4 separate regions of the Mus musculus genome follow, and all the other regions are linked to region 1. Evidence: chromatin loops called from intact Hi-C (ENCODE). Cell type or tissue: heart. All regions are shown on one strand. Each heading gives the region's core, and the rest is flanking DNA. Links, peaks and the distances in the headings are about the cores only.

Region 1 (5,928 bases), core at 260-5,259:
ATTTTCTCAATTAGTGATCAAGAGGGGAGGGTCCTTTGTGGGTGGTACCATCTCTGAGCTGGTAGTCCTGGGTTCTGTAAGAAAGCAAGCTGAGCAAGCCAGTAAGTAACATCCCTCCATGGCCTCTGCATCAGCTCCTACATCTAAGTTTCTGTCCTGCGTGAGTCCCTCTCTTGACTTCCTTTGGTGATGAACAGCAGTGTGGAAGTGTAAGCTGAATAAACCCTTTTCTCCCCAGCTTGCTTCCTGAACATGATGTTTTGTGCAGGAATACAAACTCTAAGACAGTTTGCTACCTTTTATTAACTCATTCAAGGTATTCTTTCCAAAGAAAAGGTTAGAAATTAAAAGAAATTAATCTTTTTATTACATTGACTTATCTATTTAGTGTATGTTCACATGTCCACTAAAGTGTAAATGTGGTGCTCAGAGAACAACTTGCAGGAGTTGGTTCTCTCCTTTTACCATGTGGGACCTGATATTGAACTCAGGTCTTTGGTCTTGCCTTTATTAGCTGAGCCATCTCACAGTTTGTATTAGAACCTCTGGATGTAGCTAGAACTTTATGACTGGGCAGCTGTAGAAATCAATATATATGTCCTTTTGAGTCTGAGTTACCTCACTCAGGATGTTATTTTCTAGTTCCATCCATTTGCCTACAAAAGTCAGGATGTCCTCGTTCTTAATAGCTGAGTAGTATTCCATTGTGTAAATGAACCACATTTTCTGTATTTATTCTTCTGTCATGGGACATCTGGGTTGTTTCCAGCTTCTGACTATCACAAATAAGGCTGCTATGAACATAGTGAAACATGTGCCCCCGTGACATGGTGGAGCATCTCTTGGGTATATTCCCAAGAATGATATAGCTGGGTCTTCAGTATTATACTAATACCTTGAGACTTTCTGTGCATCCTGAGGACACAATGGAATGATCCCTGTGGCTAAGGAAGGAAAACTGTACTTAGTGAATAAGGAGGGGAGTGCCTTGCTGGAGGGGTTCCACTTCTATCTTTTTGTGCCAAATTTTTAATTTTCCTCTTCCTCCTCCTTCCCCTTCTTCTTTCTTGTTTCCCTCATTCCTCCCTTTCTTCATCTTCTTCATTTATGGTTCTGTGATGTTGAAGACTAATTCTGAGTCTCATCTACGCCCTGCTCAATTACTTGGTTGTATCACTAATCCAATGGGCTTTTAAAAATATTTGTGTAGGGAAATGACTCTATTGACAAAAATGAAAGGAGGAAAGAAGAGAGAGAGAGCGGAGGTGAGTGAGGAGGAGAAATAAGAAAGAGGAAGAAAAAGAGATGAGAAGGCTGGAGTACTATGGATCTTTCCTATTCTGTCTTTCATTTTCTAAACACATTAATCTTAAAAGTATCTGTATCTTTTATCTCATATCTAGATGCCTCCACCCTCTCTTTCTCACACATGCACACACATTCACATACACCGTTGTAGAGAAATTAAGAAACAATGAGGGCTGGATAGTGCAGCAATAGCTCTAGACTAGAAAGTGGTGCTTAGCAACCAGGACCGCAAAGTTGCTTGCCTGGCCATCTGGATTGATTTTGTTTTTTGTTTTTGTTTTTAAAGCTCTGATAATAGCTGAAGATTGTCTTGTGGTCTGGAGTAGTGATTCCCAGTGTGTCTTTGAGTCATTATTCTCTTTGACAGGCAGCAGTCAATTTCATTTGTACTTGACCTCTGCCTAGGGATGGTACTTTGGACCACATTCTCTTGCACTAGGGTAGAACTGTGGGCTACAAGTTGTAAATGGTTTTTCTGGAAAGTGGACCTCTAAAATGGGACAGGACCAGCTGGTGAGTGACATTAGACACTGGTTCCTTACCTCAGAGACTGACTGTTGGTAAGCAGCTGATGGAGATTTTTGTGGGGGGTGGGGATTATATACTCTGCTCAGGAAACAGTATTTTAGGTTTCAGTTTAAATAAAATCACCAGTAACCTTTCCATGCAAAGAATGAAAAGGCTGACTCCCAAGTTTGAAAGCATCAAAGATAACACGACATGCATATTTGTCTATTCTTGTAGACCACCAGTGACTCTAATGAAAGTCTTTAAAATAAATCTATACACTTGAGATCTAGTCCAGTAAAACCTTTAAAGTGTTAGAGTAACTGATAACACACACACACACACACACACACACACATACACACATACACACACACACACACACGTTGTCGTTCCCTAACATGGGTGAAAACAGCACTTGTTTGCGCCTACTCTCCATGCTCCTTTAACAGGGGTGATAACTGGACAATCCATCTGATTTAGCAGATGAAACCTTCCAGCTCCTTTTACCCTTATACGCTTTCCAACTCTAGTGGACTCCAGGAAGGAAATTGCCATTCAATTACCCAAAGTCAGCCAGGAAATACTCTTTTATTTTAGGCAGCTTCGGGGTTCTTGGAGAACATGGAAGTAGTTATAAAAATGGAACTTTCTCAATTTCCTGTCCTCATCTTTGGCCAGTCTCCTATAGTTTCATGGGCAACAGGACACTGTTCTTTCTGCCCTCGTGACACTCTGCTGGCCATTGCCCCAGTCCCCTAAGTACTCCCTTGTGCCTAGAGCCTAGCTCCTTTTCCACTTAGCATTGCATGAAGTTACCACCGTCAATCATGTGGCTTCTTGGCTTGGATCTGAGTGGGGGTGTATTTTTTCCTGTTTTCTAGTTCATATTTTGTGGGGATATCTTTGTCCAGATGGTCTCTATCCCAGGACATTTTGCAGAATATCTGTGAGCCAGCAAAATGCCAGGGAATTTCTTATTTTCTTTGGACTCAAGAAAGTCCCTTGGTTTGCTCCTTGTTGCCGAGTCATTCTTGTGAACTTTAAGCATGTTCCCTTCAGAAAGCAGTATTTTCTGAGCCACACATGTATATATACATATACATGTAGCATTTACTATGGAACAATAAAAATTAGTCTTTGGCAGATTCTTGCAAAAGCAGACTGTGGAAAGGATAGCATTTTTATTTATTTATTTTTTTATCCCTTTTTATGAGACGGGCTAACCCTTTCTCTTTGTGGCTTTACTTTTAAGCAGAATTATTGAGCCTCAGAAATACATTTGGAGCACATGTTCCCCATTGGACAGTCCCCGGAGTTGACCCCAAGGACTCCGTATCTGTCTAACCTCCTCCCAACACCAATCCCAGAACGAGACTAAGTCCTTTAGAAGCAAATCACGTGGAATAAGCCAGATTGCAAATGAAAGCTGCACGGTCTATTGGCAGCAGCGTAATTTGTGTTTATTATGCTCTTTCAAGCACTGCTCTGTCCCCTTTGTCTCCTTTGCTTCTCGCACGGTAGACATCTGCTCACAACTGAAATGCCTTGGAAGAACTTGATCCCTTCGGGCTAGAAGAGGTGAGGGTGGAACAGGGGCCACTTCATCTGAATAATGTTTAGCAACTTCACTCTGAAGGATGGTGCGAACGATCTTTCTTCTCCCTTTCTCCTGCAGCCTAGCACAGCCCACTCTCTATTGTCTTGCAATGTGCAGGAGCGGTCTGAGTAAAGGATGCTGTGTTGAATGACTACTCCTGTTGAGGGCTTTTAAATGCTTTAACATGTGGCATCATTGTTATAGCTGTCATTGCTGTCTTGGAATTTATTCTCAGCTCTGAGAAAGGCTTTTAAGCCATGTGTCAGGCAGCACGTCAGCAGAAATTGCCAACAAGCATGATTTATATTCAGCCTTTTAGGGCCAGAAGAGTACTGCCACAGGCTGCTTCAGGTCTGAAAAAGATAGGAGCCCATCTCAGCAGTCTGGGACCTACATCTGCCCTTGGTCAGGCTAACCATTTTATTTGAATGGTAACAGACATTTTTACTGGCAGATTTCCTGAATATGCCCTCCTGTATTGCAGTTTTAGAAAGTTGCCTCTTTGTACCTCACACTCACCCCTTTTCCCTGTCCTGTATCTGCACTCTAGTCCTCTTTAGAACCTATTAGAAAGGGGCCATTCCAGCTGTCTACACTAACTGAACACAGGTAAGACTGATAGTTTGTTGTTAGGGATATTTATTGTCAGAGAGCTTATCATTGGAGATTTAAATTAGTAATATGGTACAATCTCATTCGATGGCCTATTTCTTACTCCAAAGAATACCATGCAGATATCACATACTAACAAAATAATAAACAAAAATCAAGTTATTCACCCACCTAACTAATGGATGGATAAATAATGAGAACATACCCATATAAGAGAGTATATTCAACCTTATAAATAATAAAGTTACTGATATATGTTATGACATGAATGATCACACACATGCACACATACACAAGTAGCAACTTGGTATACTATTCCATTCCTATGAAATCTTTAAGATAAAGTACAGAGAAACAAAGAGTAAATAAACTATTATATGGTAGAGGCTGAGCCAAGGAAAGAGAAGAGTATATTAGTGTATATTGAGTTTCTTTTTGAGGTAGAAAAAAATCTGGAATCAGATAGTTGTAAAGTGTGATGTGCACCATTAATGTATTAATACTATAGTATTTTTCAATTTTAATAAGTGGGTTTTAAGTCATGTAAATTATAATCTGAAAGATATATATATATATATATATACATATATATACACACACATACATACATACATATATACATATAGTGAGATTATTTTAGTTCCTTTTGGGTGTTTGTGCGTGTTTCTAAAGGAACCTTAAAAAAGAGAAATTGACCTTAGACTGTGTAGTGATTATGAACTTACATCTATAAAAACAGAAGATATGAGCTACAGTTATATGCCAATAAGAAAGACTTGTTTGGTGAAATTGCTATGGATGGAATTAGAATTTCATAACTTCCTTTGCGTCTCTGTGTGTTTTTCCATTTTAAAAATTATGCTGGTCTATTTTGTAGAACTTTGAAGATGAATCTAAGTTTTATATTTGAGGAGAAGAGGAAAATAATGTTAGCTTAAAATGTTCATCTCTATCCACGGGAAACAGTGTGCCCTGAGAAACAAGAATCAGATGGGGAGCATGAGCTATAGAGCAGGCCAGTCAGTCTTCATCATTTACACACACACAGAGAACATAGTCTATTTAGATGTATTGTCTTAGCATCATAATGGTGATGAATGCATTAGAAGGACACTTAACCTGGCTGCCGGGCATTCCTAAGACCACTACCTTGTTGGTCACATTAACTTATATATGGTTGAAGAAGGTTACTTTCAGCACCTCTGCTCACATTCCACTGGAGAGATCAGTCATTATGTCGTCATTCCTTGTCTGGTTGCAACAGGAGACTAGACAAGGGATTTCTGGTTGGTTGACTGTGTGTCTCACAAAAGCTATGGTGATTCAGAAAAGGAGAAGTGTAGATTTAGAGGAAGGGATGGCTAATATTGATTGTCAGTGTGACCACATCTAGAGTTAATTAAAGTACAAGTTGCTGGGCACTCCTGTGAGGGAGTTTCTGGATCCGGTCATTTGGAGCAGGAAAAGCCGCCCTGAGTGTGGGCAGTACTTCCTGGTGGCAGAATGGAAGAAAAAAAAAATTGCTTTTTGCCTGTTTGCTGTTCCTGACACTGGCAAGTTCTTTATCCTGCTGAGGCAGCATTCAGTCCCCAACACATCTTCAGACCTCCAAAGACCAACTCTCCAGGAATCCCCCAGACCCTCAGTTAAGGCTACTGAGGCCTCCAGCCTTGTGCACTTAGCAACTACTGTATTGGCCTCCCCTGTGTGAGACAGCAGTTGGGTTTCCTAGACTCCTTCCTGCAAATGAACATAATAAACCTCTTTTTAATATATGTGTCCATTTAGTCAGTTCTTTTCCTTTAGAGAAACCAACTAATGCAGAAAGGAAACTAACACACTTCCATACTTTCTATTTAAAATATGCCTTTTGAGTATTTTCTAAGTATTTGACTATTTTT
Region 2 (5,928 bases), core at 456-5,455, 160 kb after region 1:
TAGTGAGATATATATATATATATATACACACACACACACACACATATATATATATATATATATTGACTTTATATTTTCTGGTACATAGTTGAACTATTGAAGAAATACATAGATTTGTAAATTTTTTTTCAAACTTGAAATGTTTTCTTTAGTGCTGTTTTTATGTACTTCCTGAATTTCTTGAGGAATTCCTATGATTCTGAGTCTGATTTGTGCTTTTTGATTATACTTGTACTGACTATATTATTTTACACATATTGGTATAGTTTGAACCTGGACTAGATCCTAAAACCTACATGTTAAAAACCTGGTCACCACTTTGGTGCCATTGCAAGGTGGTAGAAACCTTTAAGAAGTATGGTCTATTGGGAGGGTTTACATAATTGGAGGTGTTCTCTTGTTATGGGTTGTGGGGCATTTGTATTTTTCTCTTTCCTCTTCCTAGTCACCATAAGGTAAAGAGCCTTGATCTTCAAGATGTTTCCAACTGAGGTGTACTATGTTGCCAAGAGCAACTGAGCCAACTCATAATAGATGAAAACTTCCAAAACTCTGAGCTACAATAAACTGTTTTCTTTACAAAGTGATTTATCAGAGATTTTTTTCTTTTGGTAGAGTTTTTATGGAAAGCTGGTTAACACACATACACACACATATACACACACACATGCACACACATGCATACACACACACATATACTTGGGGAGAGAGAAAGAGAGAACAACAGTATTCATGGACATGTATTTCTACACACATATAAATATGTAGTAAGCACAGATTTATGTAGAAACACACATAATAAGAGCATGCAAAGACACAGTGGTTTATGTAGTTTGTGCACCTATGTGTAAGAAAAGAGAAGAAAATGATATTATTTTCCTAACTTCTTAGGAATTTTCATAAAAATTTAGGAGACAGTCTCATGCATGACAACTAATTGCCATTTTGTATTGAAATTGCTATTCCTTTTTGAGGCTTCTACTTTTTTGTTATAATTTTCTTATTTATATTACTATTTTTTATATCCCATTCACTATCTCCATCGCAGTCACCCCCTCCTCAAATCCTTCCCCTCTGCTGACCTCCCATTCTTTGAAGGGTGGGGCTCCCCTGGTATTCCACCTCCTTGATGCATCAAGTCTCTGTGAGGCTAGGCACAGCCTCTCCTCCTGAGGCAGCCCAGCTAGAAGAAAGCATCCCATGTACAGACAACAGCTTTTGGGACAGCCCTCATTCCAGTTGTTCAGGACTCACACGAGGACCAAGCTGCATATCTGTTACATATGTGTTCTTTGGTCGGTGATTCAGTCTCTGAGAACTCCAAGGGTCCAGGTTAGTTGACTCTGTTGGTCTTCCTGTGGAGTTCCTATGCCCATTGGAACCTTTATTCTTCCTCCTGTTCTTCCATAAGTGTTCCCAAACTCCATCCAGTGTTTTGCTGTGGTTGTCTGCATCGGTCTGAGTCAGCTGCTGGGTGGATAGAGGCTTCTAGTTTAAATCTGCGGCAGATAAAATCTACACAGAACCGTTTCAGTGATATTAAGAATATTCTCAAAGGAGAGAAGAAAACAAAGTATGACTTCATTGTCTGCAGAATTAGGCTCTTCTTTCACTTTGTTCCAAATAGTAACCCCTTCCCCCCGCCTCCCCCCCTCCCTCACGGGGCTGGGTTTGGTCTCTTACCGGAATTTGCTAAACACGAGTCTAGTCTGGTATTAAAAACCGAACGAAACCAAGCAAAATGCAAATGTATCTAAAAGAACAATTTCCATAAATTCATTTAGAAACTCATTTGGCAAGGAAGTCTTTTGAAAGTCCAACTCAACCTGAACAGACTTTTTTAGAAGCCCGTTTCCTGTTTTTCTCTCCAGGAAACACAGAGAATAGTGTTTTTGAAAGAGTTCCAAGTTCCTGGTTGGAGATCAGCTTCCTCAGTTAATTTCGAATCTCTTATGATTGAGGTGTATCTGAACGTCAGAACAACGTTTGCACTCAGACCCCTCAAGTCCGGTGCCTATTTGTCCTCCCCGCCTTACCTGGGACTCTTATGTAAATCCTCTTTAAGCATAAGTGGTTATTACTTCCTGTGATTGTTTGTGTTCTCGGTACTTGATGGACACTTTTTCCTCCACATATACATTATTTATTTAGGAGTGGCATAGCATCTTGCTGAAAAACATGGGTCACAGAGTCAGAGGTTTGGAGGAAGCCTAATTCTTTCCCTTATCTGGTGGCCTTGGACCAAAGGTAATGTGTGTGCTTCAAAATTTCTATCTAAAAGAAATAAAAGATCTCTTCATTGAAAGAGCTTATGTACATTAAAGCACACAAGAGGACACCAAAAACACTTTGTGCCAGATGTACTTCTGTTATTGCCTCGTTAAATAAAATCATCAGTCTAAGAAGACTGTACTTTAAGTTGATGTAATTCCTCCTGCAGCAAAGAATTCAGCTCTTAATAGATACCATCTGAGGAAAAATCTAGAACGTCCCAAGTTCTACAGGTTATCTTTACTAAAAAGAGGCCAGCTGCTTCATTTCTTTTAAATGTTTACCAGAGTATTTGGAACTTAGTTTATTTCTAAGCATGCTTTATAGTTGTTAGCCTTGGCAGTTACATGTTGCAGGTCATCAGGGAAGATGACTAAGGCCTTGTGAGAATTTAACCCTTGCTGCTGTGAGAACTTAATCTTTGCTAATTAATTACATTCCCATGGGCATTTAGTTTTTTTTTGTTGTTGTTGTTTGTTCATTTGTTTTGCTTCATTTTGTTTTTCCAGTAAATGACTTCTTACTCTATTATTATCCCCTCCAGTGCCCATTGATTCACAGAAAATAACAAGTGGAGTTTACTGCTTTGATTTTGAACTAAATCTTGCGGCTGTTTTCATTGTGATCCAAGACTTTGTTTAATCAGAAGCTATTGGAGCGAAAATGTTCATGTTGCAGATTTCCTTTTTGACAATGGTGCATGGGAAGAGAATTCTGAAAGAACTAGAAAATATGATACCCACTGGAAGAAACTGAAACAAGGAACACCCAATCCCACGTGCTAACCAAGTGGGGATTCCTTTCTGAAGCTTTGTACTGTGCAAAGGATACTTTTCTGGTGTGCCGAGAAGTTGTCTCTGGGACCGTCACACTTGGAATTCCAGCAGATTACCCTGTCATCAAGTCATCAGTATGCTGCTATTTGAATAAACACAGCTGTTGTTTTCCAAGAAATATGGCTAGGAGCAGCAAGGAAAAAAGGGCAATTAGTGTTATTGAAATGGTGGGGTACTCAGGGTGGTATATATATATTTATGAGAGTTTTCATTTCCGAATAGCTATTTGCCATGCTGTGACTGAGCGGTAGGGGGTGGGAGGGTGGGCAAAGGTGGTGGTAACAAGCCTTTCTGCAAATCCTTGCTACTTTGCTACCTTCTGCGATCTAATATTAATTATGAATAATTTTCATAATTAAATACATATTTTAATTCATGCAACCTTGGTGTTTCTTCTCCGAAGAGAAACCTTAAAATTTTTATGACATTTAAAATATTACACTGATGACTGCTGCCAGTTTTCTTGTGAGACTATCTGAAGAGCAAAGGCATCAGGTCTCAGAATCAGGGCAGATGTTTACTTTGGGGGGTTGGGGTGTGGTGGACATGAAAACTTTCCTCTTGGTATCATAAAAGGCACAGTGTATCAGAAAAATCATGTTTTATACCAGTAGTGTGGTCACAGGTGAAAGGTCCTTCCTCCTGCTTCTCACATACTTCATCTGTGATGTGGTTGTTGAGCAACGTAACTGTTAAAGACCCTGTGGATTCCATGTTGCTTTCAATACAGATCTTTATGATTCAGCTCTGATATTCAGTGATAATCAATACTTATTAGAGATCCATGAGGACCTGAGCTGTAGTCTTCTGTTTAATCAAATGTTTCTACCATCTAGCTGGTGTGCTTTTAGTATAGACAAATATAGGGATGGATAGTTAAGATTATTCTTGGTGCTTTATTTACCTAAAGCACCTTATTTTGATTTTTACATAGTCTCGATTCTTTAGGGCTCTTAATTAAGTGCTGTGGTTTAAGAGTGTTGGCTTGGCACATGGAAGGGTGAAAGACTGGTAGGTTAGAGAACAGGTTTCAAAGTCCTAGGATTTCTAGGATTCGATTTCCGGGAAAGAGATGAGGTTGGACAGGTAAAACCTGTGTCTGTGGGCATTGCTGTGCTTTAGTTTAAATCATCTCACTGAAGTTCAGAAGACTCACTAGTTCCCACTTGCATCTTGTTTTGAGTTGATTTCTAATTTAAAAGTAATTCTTATACTTAGTCCAATGAACCTAAATGTTTTAAAGACAAGATAGAAAAATAAATAACCCAAGACAAGGGTACTGGAGACACTACCATTAGGGAGTGTTTCTAAGGGGATGTAAATAAAAGCTCTCATTTAAAAACTAGCAGAGACTTTGGAAGAAGAATGACACAGCTTTCTGAGTAACATTCAGGATCTACTTGGGGAGAAAGGATGACGAAGGCTTTGGCTTATCCTTCAAAACAGGAAGTGTCTATGCTGTGTCTGAGATCTGATTGGGTGACCTTGGGTCCAGCCAGGAGATACTGTGTTCTGGAGCCAACCCTCCTCATTAACAGTAGCAACACATAGTAGTGCACTGCTTTATTCTTCCAGAGCTCTTTTGCATCTATTTTCTCATCCCGGATCCATTTTTAGGATGGTGTTAGCCTTACCTCAGGCTCAACATGTCATCATTTCCTTGGAGACATTATGGCTTTGCTGATAGGTCTGGTTTTTCTCTTCATGCTTTGGGCAACCTCTGCAGGATGCTGAATGTGGTAGCACCAAATAACAAGTTAGCTGAAACAGAAAGCTTCTAGTGGGACCACATAATGCATTATAACAGATGGGATTAAGGAGGGTTTATGTCATGGTGCCTGTCTAACACATTTTTCCCCATATAAAGCAAATCCCCCACTGTTTTTCTTGTCTTCAGGCACCTAGCCACTTGATGTTAGAAACGCTTACTGCCTCTAATTCTGTCCTCTGTAGCTCTGACTTCTTTCACTACATCCAATGGTTCTCTACATGTATGGGAACTGACCTTTTGGGTTTGTGTATTTTTCTTGTATACACCATTTCCTTTCTCAGAATTAGCATGAGCAATTGATTCTCAGCCTGGGCTTGCTAGGACAGCATGGTTTATAGAAGAACTGGGGCAGAATCTGAGAGACAGTTTATACTGAAAGGATGCTGAGATTAAGCCTTCAGTCTGTCATTAGAGCTTTACTTTCTCTAAACAGAGTTCCTGTTTATTTTGCATATTAGGTCACCCCTACTTTTTGAGTCCTAGAGACAAAGACATATTTCTCATAGGTTAATAGCAATTTTTATAGTTAGTATTTGATGTTTCGTATTATGCGTCTTGCAGGGCTGTACTTTGAGAACAAAGTACATTACCTACTGCCAATTTGGGCGTGAACTGCATGCATTCCTGAAGGTTATGAAAGCCAGAGAACTGGCTCATGGATGGTACTGAGGGGTGGTTTTCTAACTTCAGGATCTGTGGGGATGCTAAGCCATATAAGTACTATACAATATGCACAAAGCAGGGTGGGGTACTCACATGTTCAGGTGACACCCACTGTGGGAATAGAAAGGTTACTTCTTCCACTCTGTTAATTCTTGAAAAAAAATCTCTAGTACCAGATGGGATGTGGGAAAAGAAGTTCAAAAATCAGCAACACGCACGAGACACTATTGGGTCCAACTAGGGATTTCAAGGTTAGAATATGGTCAATGTTGAGAGTTCATCAACTCAGATCTTGACAGAATATAAAACTCTCAGTCAGGATGCCCAGTAATAGCCTTTCCATAACTTTGTAAAGCCTTAGGTTCCTACTCCAAATATAGCCATCCA
Region 3 (5,928 bases), core at 334-5,333, 70 kb after region 1:
TTTAATGTATAAGACTTGATGATTCAAGGTGGCTCTGAGTTGAAAGCCTCTTCTCTGTGTTCTAGCTTCTATGAAATACGATCAAGGCTTCCAAGAGAGGGAAGCAATAAAGAGGCCTGCTGAACTGTAACACCTATGAACCTTAACAATGACCAGCATGGCAAGATACCCACGAAGGCACACTGATTGGCACACAAATGTCAGTCACCAGCTGTCTAATTGAACTTCAAGGCCACTCAACAAGAGAGATGTCACTCATGATACTGAAAAACTAACTAGCTTTCCTGGGATAGGAAGCTAATGGACATTAGCAAAATAGCTGCTACTATCACTTGCTAGAGCAGCATATTCTGTCCTATATTGTAAATCTTATCCTTATACCCATAGGTAAATGTAGCTACTACCCCCCATCAGATAAGCCTCTCCATACAGCAAACTATCACAGCAAACTATAACTGGACACAATGTAGAAATCAACAGATCATGGGATCCTAGCCCCAGTGGATACATCTGCACCACAGCTTCTGTATTTATGGTTTGGGGAACATCAGGGAAAAGGAGGCTGGAAGATTTTAAGAGTCAGATTACCAGGTTGTCTTCTGTGAAACAGTCTCTTGTAGAAATGGCTAAATAAACAAGACCAGAACAATGGGAACATCAATAGACATATTAATGAGAAAGGGGAAATTTTCGCTGGGTCCCAACTTTAGACAAAGAACTGCAAGAACTAATATCACACAGCTGGAGGAAGGCATACTAGCTTCTCCCAGGGAAGATCTTTATTGGTTTTCTAATGCAAAGAGCCTTGCTCTGAAACCATATACACACAAGCAACAATAGCCTCAGCTGGCTGTATTATTAGATTTGTATCTAACAATAATAATGATAAGCGACAAAGGGCTATCAAATTGTGATTAGAGAGGGGGAGCTTGTGAGGGATTAAAGGGAGAATACTTGGGAGGGAAATGATGTCATCATGTTTCAATTAAGAATATTTAGGAAAAAATTCCTTTAGGGAGGGTATAGAGCTTGAAGGGGAGGAGGGGGAGGAAGGAACAGGTGAAGGGACAGGCGAGTAAGAGGTTGCTGGCAGCAAGATCTCTCAGGAAACAAGAGGCCATAGAGTCTAGCAATAAGGTAAAGGTTCTCTTTGACTAGATTGGGGGAAAGGTAAGACTCCAATGACTGAAAGTAGTAAGCCTAGTTCTTTTTCTCTTAAATCTGTTATCATTGGTTGTTCATGTGGCATTGACTTGCAGATAATAAATATCTTAATTTAGAATAGTTTACATTTGGATGTGTAAAACTCACGTGTTTCTTGTTACTTCAATATGGTTTCTATTTCCTTATAGGAATAATGTTAGGATCTTTCTTTCTCTCTCTCTTTCTCTTTCTTTCTTTCTTTCTTTCTTTCTTTCTTTCTTTCTTTCTTTCTGTCTGTCTGTCTGTCTGTCTGTCTGTCTTTCTTTTTCTTTCTTTCTTTCTTTCTTTCTTTCTTTCTCTCTCTCTCTCTCTTTCTCTCTCTCTCTCTCTTTCTTTCTTTCTTTCTTTCTTTCTTTTGTTGTTGCTGTAACCACATTTTTCATAGGTAGAAGTTTTACATTGTGAAAATTTAAAATCCTAGGGGATGAGCTATAGACACTGGCTGCTTAAGATGTAGTTGGGCAAGAAGCAACAGTAGCTCCCATGGAACTGGTTGGAAATGCAGTTGTGGGCTTCATGGTAGACCTGCAGTTCAGAGTCAGTTCAATGGCAACCCCTCGAGATCTGGGTGCATATCACAGTTTGAGAAGCGCTGGGCAACAGACCCCCTTTAGAAACCTCTCCTGCTCCAAATTCTGTTTTTCTACCACCTTTGCTGCTTCACTGGGACAGCACCATGACTGCTGCAATTATTTCCTACTTTCAGGAGCTGTGGCCCCTTGACAAAGTCTGATAAATTTGAGTTTTAAAAGAGGTAGGTTAGTTTGTATTGACTCTCCTAAGATTCTTCATTTTAATATTAAAACCAAAGGATTATTAATATATGTATATTGGGCTGGGGATATATTTACCCAACATATGCAGAACCCTGGGTTTGGTCCTTACCACTGGGGGAAATAGATATAATGGAATCCTCCTAGTATAGCATATAAAAGAAATTAAAGCTGACATTACTAAAGTACTTTTAGTTTACTGTTCAGGCTCTCTCAATGATTTATATTTCATATAACTTAGAAGTTCTCAGCTGTGTGCCTACCTGTTAATAAAACAGCATTATTGTTCATTGCTGTTGTCTTGCTCCCTGAAATGTAGTTTGTAAGATCATCAATCCTTTATGATATGTAGAGCATATGAAAGGCAGGGAGAAGGACATGTTGCTCCCTGAAGAGCTGTCATTTTAATTAGAAGGCAAAGGCAAGGCAGAAACACTGGGAAGAGACAAGCCTGGGGTCTCATGCCCTTTCTGTTCCCAATGCCTTTGCACAACGGCATTTGGCTCAGTTTCCAGTGGGTACCACGACTGCCAGAGATTTGCTTGTTTAATTGACTTTTATTGCTTTGCTTCAAGCTTTTAAAATATTTGCAACTCAGGCAGAGCTTGTGTAATTCTGGGTACTGATGGATGAGTATAAAGATCTTTTGAAAACAGTTTGTTAGGAATGATAGATTATTTCTTCCGGGACTTTGATTTACATCATCAGTAAATGAGCAGTAACTGATATTTTTTAAGTAGCAAAATCGAGCAAACTGTCTTTTGTTAAGAGTCTCTACAGCAGCCCGGTGGTAGAACTATCTAGACAATATTCAACATGGCTGGCTTTTCTACTTTAGTACTATTGTTAGTTTTTTAAGAGAAGAGGTGAATTCCATCTAATTGGATTAAAATTTGTCTTTCAAAGTAAAAGCAAATTATGCTGAGCGTGGAATTTCAAACCTGAGCGAAAAACATCTGAATACTGGGTGTTCATCTTTCTAACAAGCTTAGCAGATGGATGGGAAGTGATGTTAGCTGTTTATTTCCTCAACATATCAATATGTGAGGATGTGGTGCAAAATATGGTTTTCCTGCAAATGAGCAGAGCCCTGCAAGCAAAGTGCACGCACTGTGTTTGTGCTCTGAAAGGACTTCAGAAACTGAAGGGCCACTATTACTTAAAAATCTGCTCCATGTGTGTAGCTCATCAAAATCTTAGAAGGGTTGCGATCAGGGGTTGAAAAGATGGAATTGTTTCAGCTACTAGTCTGAGCATGTTGAGGGTGCTTAAAGAGTCCTTTCAGTCAGGAAACACAAGGACAACTGGAAAGCTATCTGCATTCATGGCCTTTGAATTTAAAAATAAAAAAGAAAGAAAGAAGAACTTGCAAATCTACCAAAAAAGGGCAGTGTGTGTCAATTGATTCCCCCCTCAACATTCCCCCCTCTCCCCCCCACCCCCCGCCAGATTTTAGCGTGTATGTTTGTGACCAGAGAGCTTTCTTGGGCTGTCTATCAGTTAAGAAATAGGCCACAGTTGGCAGCAGTTTAATGGTCAATTGGCTTTATTTGAGAATGCTTGTAGAATTAGTCATCGCAGCAATGTGATGATTTTTGTGGGCCTTATCACCACTGATCAAGAAAACAATTAGCAAGTTGGGAAAACCAACATATGAAACTCCGAGAGCTGTCTTCTTTTTCAGTATGAAGACAGCTTTCTTAGTTTTTGGGGTGGGGGGGAGGAGCTCATGATAAATTTTCAGTGCTTGTTAAAAACTTTATTCATCCATTGTTACTTATTTTGTTTAAGTGGCTGTTGTTTTTTTTGTCATATGGATTACGGGTTGCCTACAAGTCCTGGAAAATAGTAAAAAGTCCTTTAGACCAAATGAAAGCGATCCTAGTTTCCTAAGGATAAAAACGAAGTGATTCAATGTTAAAAGATTCAGGCTCTGATGCATCAAGGTCAGCCATTCATTGCCCTCATCCCACCATACGACCGTAATCCATGCCTTGGCCGCCCTAGCCTTGGTTGTATGTATGAGCATTCCATCAGCTTAGCACCTCTAGGACAGAGGTGGGGACAGTCTGAGACACTTACACTGGGAGAAATGTTTTTATCTCAGTTTCTGAGTTGAGAGCAACACCTTAAAACTGAGAAGTGGCAAGTGTGAAACTTTGCCCCAAGAACTAAAGATGAGTTCGTGCTGATTGGCCGGGAGGCCTGAGGGGTTGCAGACAAGGCCCAATGGCATCTTGTTTTCCCGAAACTGTGTGTAGATATTCTTGGGCTTTTCAAACAGAACTATCTCATGGAATTGTGTTATGCTATCACAGTGCATGAAGCAGAAAGCTCACTTGCTTGAGAGTTTAAAAGCTTGTTTTGTGGCTTCTAGAATTCTCCATTATGTTTTTGAGGTTTTTCTGCATATAACAGAGAGAGAGAGAGAGAGAGAGAGAGAGAGAGAGAGAGAGAGAGAGACTGACTACAAGCGAGGGGATGGGGTGGGGTAGGGGGGACATCCTAGTTTCATCATACACCAGAACGCAGAGCAGCGCAAAGGGAGGGCTGAGGTGAGCTGCTCTGCAGGACTCGGGGCATGGTGGCTTGTTTTACTACTTGTTCACTTGGCATTTTAATCGTGTTCTCTCCACATGTGACAGGATTTATTAAATTTCTGTCAGGCAGTACTCTCACTGTTGCCACTATTAAGGTGGATTCATTACAAGGAAGGATTTCTGTCAGCACTTACACCTTACTCAAATAGTGGCTAAAACACACAGGGCTTGGATTCCTGGTTTTGCCAAATCGTAAATGCTGTTTTCCATGCATATACCAGACGCTCACACTCAGGCTACTGCGGCAGTTTAATAAGGACACAGAAAAGTGCAGGAAGGCCAAGAGCATGATGGGAAGGGGAGAGCACAATGTAGAGAGCCTACCAACTTCTCAACGGTCTTGCTTTATATAGAGTGTTCATACTTTCAATCACTTTAATCTCTCTAAAATTTTTTATTTCTAATATCAATTGATTTCTTCAATCTTTTTGGTTATCAGAGACTTGTGGAATTGCTGAACTGATGTTCTGAGATGTGAATCATTATTTATTTTCTCTAACAGAACACTTGACAAATATTAAAAGCTCTTTTCTAACCTTGAATACTCTGTAGTCTCTCTCTCTCACACACACACACACACACACACACACACACACACACAAAGCTTTGGAATTGACAAGTACTGGTAGGGGTCATAGTTTTCTATATCTATCGTCTATCTATGTATGTGTGTTTCTGTGCTTATAAATGTAAAACTTAGCCTTTTAAAAAATTTAAACTTTGTAATGAGTCTGGAGAGATGGCTCAGTCAGGAAAGTACTTACCTGTACAAGAGGAACTGTATTCCGTCCTCAAAACTCACATAAAAAACAAAATTGAGCATAGCTATATGTGCTGGTAATCCTAGCACTGGAGAGGCAGAGCTAAAAAGACACCGGGACCTACAGGCCAGGGAAAGAGCCTACCTCAAAGTCAAAACCTAGCAAGCAAGGCGAACGGCACCAGGAACTGCACACTGGCCTCCATATGTATCCATACAGAAATGCATGTGAACCAACACACACGTGCCCCGTTTGCTTTGTTCCCAACTCACAAAGTCGTGAAATTAAAACTTCGTATGTAAAACGCCTAATAGTAATGGAATGGGAAGATGGTTCAGTTGGAAAAGTGCTTGCTACACAAACATGAGGAGGAGGTCAGATACCCAGCACCCACAGAAAAGCTCAGCGTAGTGGCATAATCCCAGCACTGGGCAGATAGAAAGGGCAGATATCTGAAGCTAATTGCCAGCCAGCCTAGCAGAATTGAGCTCCACTCCAGTGTGACCTTGTGTCAGAAAAGAAAGTGAACAAGTCATTGAAGAAGACACTCAAGGTTATCCTCTGTCTTCTATAAATATGTACATATATGCA
Region 4 (5,928 bases), core at 369-5,368, 350 kb before region 1:
TACACAGAGAAACCCTGTCTCAAAATAAACAAAAACAAAAACAAGAACAAAACAAAAAGAAAAACCACAAACAAAAAAGAGAAAGGTTTCTATAGACAATCTTTGTTCATTTTTACTTTTCAAGATACTAACAGTCCATCTCTTTAGCTATTTCCCCAAACTGACCAGAAATAAAAATCATTCTCTAAGAATAACTGAAAAGAAAAATAAAAGTATAAATAAATCTAGAAAAATGGTAGTCATAGTTGGAAAGATAGAATGTTGAATAAGAGACAAGAGTGCTACCATGATGGATCTTTAAAATAGGGCCAGGGAACTACATAAAGGAGAAAGAAAAGTGAGAACTCCCAATGCCAACAGAATAGCAACCCGTTGTTTAAAGTGTCCTCTCAGTTTACCGTCTGCAGCTCACGCAGAATGGAAGAAGCTTCTGGAAGCCAGCAGAACACACATCAGGAATGTCTCAGTGCTTATTTACATTTTGTGAGAAGGAACTAAAATTTTTGTGGCAAGGAGAGACTACCAGTAGCACTTTAGATACTAAAAGATGACATTTTATCCAAGATCAGTACATCTTGCCCTAACTTTCTTCTCCCCTTTTAGATCTTCATAATGTTCCACAACTTACAGTGCTCCTTATAGGCATCCTCCAGTCACTAGTCTGTTTGGGAGTCTATGAGTTTTCAATTAAGCATCAAAATTACCCCAGGGGAAAAAAAAAAGTTCAAAATATTTTATAGAAAAAGAATGCAACTTGTAGGTAGTCCTTTAAAGGCTTGAAAACTCCTATTTTTTAAAGTAAGGCAGAAGAAAGACTTCCTGTGATTCATTCTGAAGTCATGTTTGTTTTTAAATGTCTAAAAAATTGCTGTTCTTCTCAAATTAAAAATATAAAAGGTTAATAAAGCCAAAGTGCTTCCGTTTAGCAGAGTGACAGACCAAAGAGGCTATCTACAAACGCTACAGGAAGGCCAGGCTCACTGTGACTCTGTCTCTCTGGGAAGTTGCTATGGGAAGCTGATCCTCCCTTACCGTTCTACAGCCACCTCTGCCTGTAATAGGATTCTACTGGCATGGACAGGCTGACTGAGGGGACTGAAAGGAAAAGGCGAACACCAATCTAGCAAAGGCAAAGAAAACTAGACAGTCTGCAAGGTCCAAGAATAAACATATAAGTTTATAAAGAAATAACTAAATAGAAATGGCAATAATCAATTTTTCAAAGCAGCAATACTACAATCTTCAGATAACTGAACAGAGAAAAAAGGACAACAAAGCCACTGAGCAATAGTGTCTCTAGAGAGAACACACACATCTACTGTGTTCAGAATTGCACAGCTACAGACATGAAACAGGATTGAGGTCATGTCTTCAATAGCTCAGATTAATAATACAACAGGGAGTTCAAAGTATATTAAATGTCTTCTAGATAGAAAGATAAACTTCAAAGGTCCTATAGGATTACAGGGCTTCCCTTAGTAACATACTTTCGTCTCAGAGAGAAATCTGGGATCAACATTTGATATTACAATTTACTCAGAATTTTTCTATTAATTGCTACAAAACATACAACTGTCAAATTTTCTTAACAGTATAAAAAATTTAAATAAAAAAGCAAAACACTGGCCAATATTCAAAAAGGAAGAAAGAGATCTGCAAAGGCTCACTCTTGCCAATGATGATGTACTCTTATTATAGTTTTATATTCATGGATACCTAAGAGTGGGCTTAAAACTCAGCTTCATAATAAAAATAACTACACAATACAAAATACCAATCATTGATATAGCTTTTTGTTTTCTTAACAAGAAGTGATTAGAATGAAGTTTTAAATGTATCTCTAAAATCTAAGTTTTAATTATTGTATAAGGTATATTAGAAATTATTCTCAGTTTATTAGTATCAGAATAGTAATGTATTCAGAACACCTAAGACTTCTATCATTAAACATGTAAACCCCAAGGCAACAAAAGGGAACTTAAACTCTGTAACTCATGGCATCCGTGAAGCACAGCTTTGCCGTGATGCACAGAAACACTTGGAAGATAGCAATTCCAAGGACTACAGAATTTCTGAAAATCTTCCCTCGAGTTCCCAGTGCTGTTTCAACAACCATTCAATATATAAAACTTAGAAGACACACATCAGAAATGGCTCTGACTGTGCATTCCTTCTCAAGACATAAGAATGTATGCTGAAATTGCAGTTACTGGTAAAGTCTGACTGTCCAAAGCCCCTACACCGTGGCATTAGTATACCCATTCTGGGCTACTCTTTAAAGGGGTTAGCAAAGCCATCTGTCATCAAGTCTGCTTATTCCTGAGATACTTCTACATACTAATACAAACAGCCCTATCCTTCAAGGCAGCAACAGATTTGTCAAAGGTGTTATTTATGCAGCTAATTCATTAGCTAGAGATGACATTGGAAAATATAGATTTTAAGTTAAAAGATAATGAGCTAAACCAGAAAGTTATCTCTTATTTAAATGAGTAAGGCTGACATTTAAAGAACTACTGGGTTCCTAGGGCTAATGCCCTCATTAGGTTTTATCTTCCAATCAGAAGAAACCTTAGATAAGCATAAATACTGCTAACAATTCTTCAAAACCAAATGTTTTTACTATGTCAAATGAATAATATTTGGATACAAAAGAGAGGACTTTTATAACAAAAATGTAGATAAACTATAAGGGATGCAAAGTAAAGCAACAATAACACGACTGTAAGGACAAATGGCTGCTGTGCATCCACAGAAGCTTTCACAACCATGAAACAAACAGCAATGCGTCTTACCTCTATCATTATATGAAAGGCGTGCTTGTGAAGAAAAAACACAGGCAAAAGAAATTACGATTCGTATTCAGAATGAAATGAAAAATGACACATCAGTTACAAAGGTGAAAGAATGATTTAGCTTTTTAAGAGTTGACAGTGATTCAGCAGACTGTATTCTTAAGATAAAAATGAAAAACTCATTCCTTATAACCAGAGGAAAGTGTTATTTTAAAAAATATAAGGAAAAATCCTTAAATTACACCTATTAGGGTGGCAGTAAATAAATTTGGATGTAAAAATAACCCAAAATTACCTGATACAATGGGCTCAAGCCAGCAAGTAAAATAAATTTTAGATATTACATATTACTTGTAAAGATTTGAAAGTCTAAAGTGTGAGTGGTTAAACAGGCAATTCTGGGGAACAGGAGCTGCAATTAGATTCTGAACAGCAGAGGGCAGTATTGCCTTTAACAAATACCAGAAAACAAAGCCCTGAGGAAATCCAGCTCTCTCAGACCAGGGATTCTAAGAGCTTTTATGAGTGTGTGCATGAAGGTTAGGGAGCCACCTCAGGTGTCATTCCAAAAGTGCCATTTCCAAGTGACCTGGAACTCTCCAAGCAAGCTAGGCTGGCCAGCAAGCCCCAGGAATGCACCTGCCACAACTCTTTTTGTGCTGGGGTTGCAAACATGCATCATCAACCCAGCCTGGCTGCCTGTGTGGTTGGCAATTTTTCTATTCCCTTCCTTCCATGTGTGTTCTAAGGATCAAACTTAGGCTTTTGTGAGCTGTGATGTCTTTCCAGTTCTAGGGTTTGTCTGCTTTGTTTTATTTTGTGTTGTTGTGTTATTTTGGAGGTTTTTTGGTTGTTGTTTTGGGGTTTTGTTTTGTTTTGAGTTTTTGTTTGTTGTTTTTTGTTGTGGTGGTGGTGGTTTGGGGTTTTGTTTTGGGTTTTTTGGTTTGTTTGGTTTTTTTTAACAGTTTTCATAAGACCCTCTGAAATTTCCTACTTCCAGTGAGTAAATTATCTCACTCACATTTTTGGAATGTACTAGGTGAAACACAGAATAATGCTATGTGTGTGCTCAGGAAAGACAAACCAGGAAGAAAACACAAAGAACGATGGCCAGAATTAAATAAAACCTGGTGATAAACTAGCTCTGTTACAAACCTCCCTGTCCAGCTGTAGCAACATGAATAAATCAAAATATACCCTGACAGAACAGAGTTTAAATGACTTAGTCCACAGTCTGAATTAAGCAATTGTTAGCAGTTCAAACTATAATTCCGGTACTATAACAACTTTAAATTTAGGAAGTATGTAACAACTGAATAAGTAGTAGTCCCTTGGAAATAAGTATATAGGCACATTTCTCAGTCTGAGGATAGTCAGGTAGTAAAAGAGAACAAGTCACCACAAAAGAGATAACTGCCTGAATTTTAAATAAAGCAAAATACATGTTAGCCACTGCTAGGGAGCTTGAAAACTCCAACAGATGACACGTTCCCCCGCTGCCACTATTTCTACAGAGAACACTACCTGACAAAAAGAAATGACAATTCACTTTTCTATAGTGGTTGTTTGCTTGATATCATCCAAGGCTATTCATTATCCATCAAAAAAACAGCTTAATACTTCCATACCATGAGAGAACCTCTCTTTCACAGGGAATGCGAAGGCACAATAATTACTGGGATCTTGTTTACACACAAGAACTTTCAGAGCTCACAATGTCAGTGCAAGCAAATGTTACTCTTAATCTTAGAAAGTATTATGCCTATTCAGGAAACTTCCTAACTAATGGAGAGAGTAAGCTATAAAACATCCAACACAAAAACGAATGAAGACAAAACCAAACCTTTTTGTGCTAAAAATGGGCAAGACAAAAGCAAAAGAATTAAAATAACTAAAACAGATTTTTTAAGTATAGGTTTTTTTTAGATATACTTCTCAATAAAAGAACATTAGAACAAAAAGATACAAAGTAATAAGAGGAACCAAGGGCATGCTTTTTCAAAGTAGAAATAGTTACAGTATATAGTCAAAACAGCCAAAAGAGATCACTGACTATACAAATAGATACAACTGTATTCCCAAAATGGAAATGGTGGCTTTGAGTACTCAGCACTGAAACTGTATGTAACTAAAAATCAAATCAGTACCTTAATGCCAAGAATTAGGTTTCCAGATTAGAAAGAGACTTGCTGCTTATCATGAAGGAATGAAATTACTGTCAAACATCAGAAAATATAAAACTTTATTCACCCATTCATTTATCCACTCATTCAAACAATGTTTACTGACTATACTGTTCATGTCAAATACTAACTACTCAGGCTCTTATGAACTTCACAGCAGATAGACTATTAATGGTTTGCACTAACAAATGTATGATTAAAGAGTAAAAGCAGTAGAAAGAAGTCACTATCTTGTTAAGTATCTGTAAAACAACCTCACTTAAATAAACTGGCTAGTTTTTCCGTGAGGAGAGCACCCCGAAGAAAATAGATAAATAACGCAGTAGAGGGACTGAAAATCAATACTGGGACACATCCTAGATTTTCAATTACATATTCACACATATAAGTGCTACATTTATTGAAAACCAGATTTGGAAACAGCAATCGTTATCCTTGAATGGGAAGTACTAAGACATGTCCAGGTGGAACGATTTGGTAGGAGGTTAGCTATGCACATCTAAAATTCAAGTAAATCGTTCTAAACTACAGACTTGTATGTACTACTAATAAATACACACATAACATGGACTACAAACTCCTTTAATCCCAACCCACACACATACAGAGAGACAGACAGAGAGAAAGAGAGAGAGAGAAAATATCTTAAGTGTATCTAGCTAGCTAGATAACTAGTTTCCAATTGTATTTATTTTGACACCACAATAACAATGTTTTCTTATGACTATCAAGTGTGCATACTATGTGAAAACTGACAAATTCTGAATGTATCTTCTCTTAGACATTTAGTTATCATATATTCTTAGAAATATCACAAGTCTTCATTTCTTAGACAAACATATAAATATAAACAAACAAGAACAGAAATAAAATCCATAGAGGATAAGACAGTAACTTCAGAAAAAAAGTTTCTGAACTAGAAAAAAGGCATAGATTAATAGATGAATAAA

Evidence for each region. Hi-C counts contacts between places; a loop is a spot of excess contacts. Peaks named below come from ENCODE experiments on the same cell type or tissue, not always from the same donor. Only the 100,000 strongest peaks of a DNase experiment are listed, where the experiment ranks them.
Region 2: it touches region 1 in a loop (5-fold over the local background); 4 of 42 quality-filtered maps call a loop at or near these places.
Region 3: it touches region 1 in a loop (5-fold over the local background); 4 of 42 quality-filtered maps call a loop at or near these places.
Region 4: it touches region 1 in a loop (2.4-fold over the local background); 3 of 42 quality-filtered maps call a loop at or near these places.

The regions. Positions count from the first base shown.
Region 1 is chr2:48,536,539-48,542,466 of GRCm38, reverse strand. It overlaps Gm39809 (a long non-coding RNA gene), which reads left to right and starts at 3,320. Exons shown (of 4, transcript XR_866192.1): 1 at 3,320-3,396. In heart, for the core only: no CTCF peak of the experiment used is centred there; DNase peaks (open chromatin) are centred at 2,556 and 3,546.
Region 2 is chr2:48,377,606-48,383,533 of GRCm38, reverse strand. All of the region lies in intron 1 of Gm13481 (predicted gene 13481), which reads left to right. Among named protein-coding and RNA genes, the nearest start is that of Gm25338, 3.8 kb to the left of the region's middle. In heart, for the core only: no CTCF peak of the experiment used is centred there; no DNase peak of the experiment used is centred there.
Region 3 is chr2:48,466,703-48,472,630 of GRCm38, reverse strand. No RefSeq gene overlaps it. Among named protein-coding and RNA genes, the nearest start is that of Gm13481, 12 kb to the right of the region's middle. In heart, for the core only: no CTCF peak of the experiment used is centred there; a DNase peak (open chromatin) is centred at 3,080.
Region 4 is chr2:48,883,565-48,889,492 of GRCm38, reverse strand. The region is part of intron 4 of Acvr2a (activin receptor IIA); the gene reads right to left. Among named protein-coding and RNA genes, the nearest start is that of Orc4, 63 kb to the left of the region's middle. In heart, for the core only: a CTCF peak has its summit at 3,220 (motif pointing right); no DNase peak of the experiment used is centred there.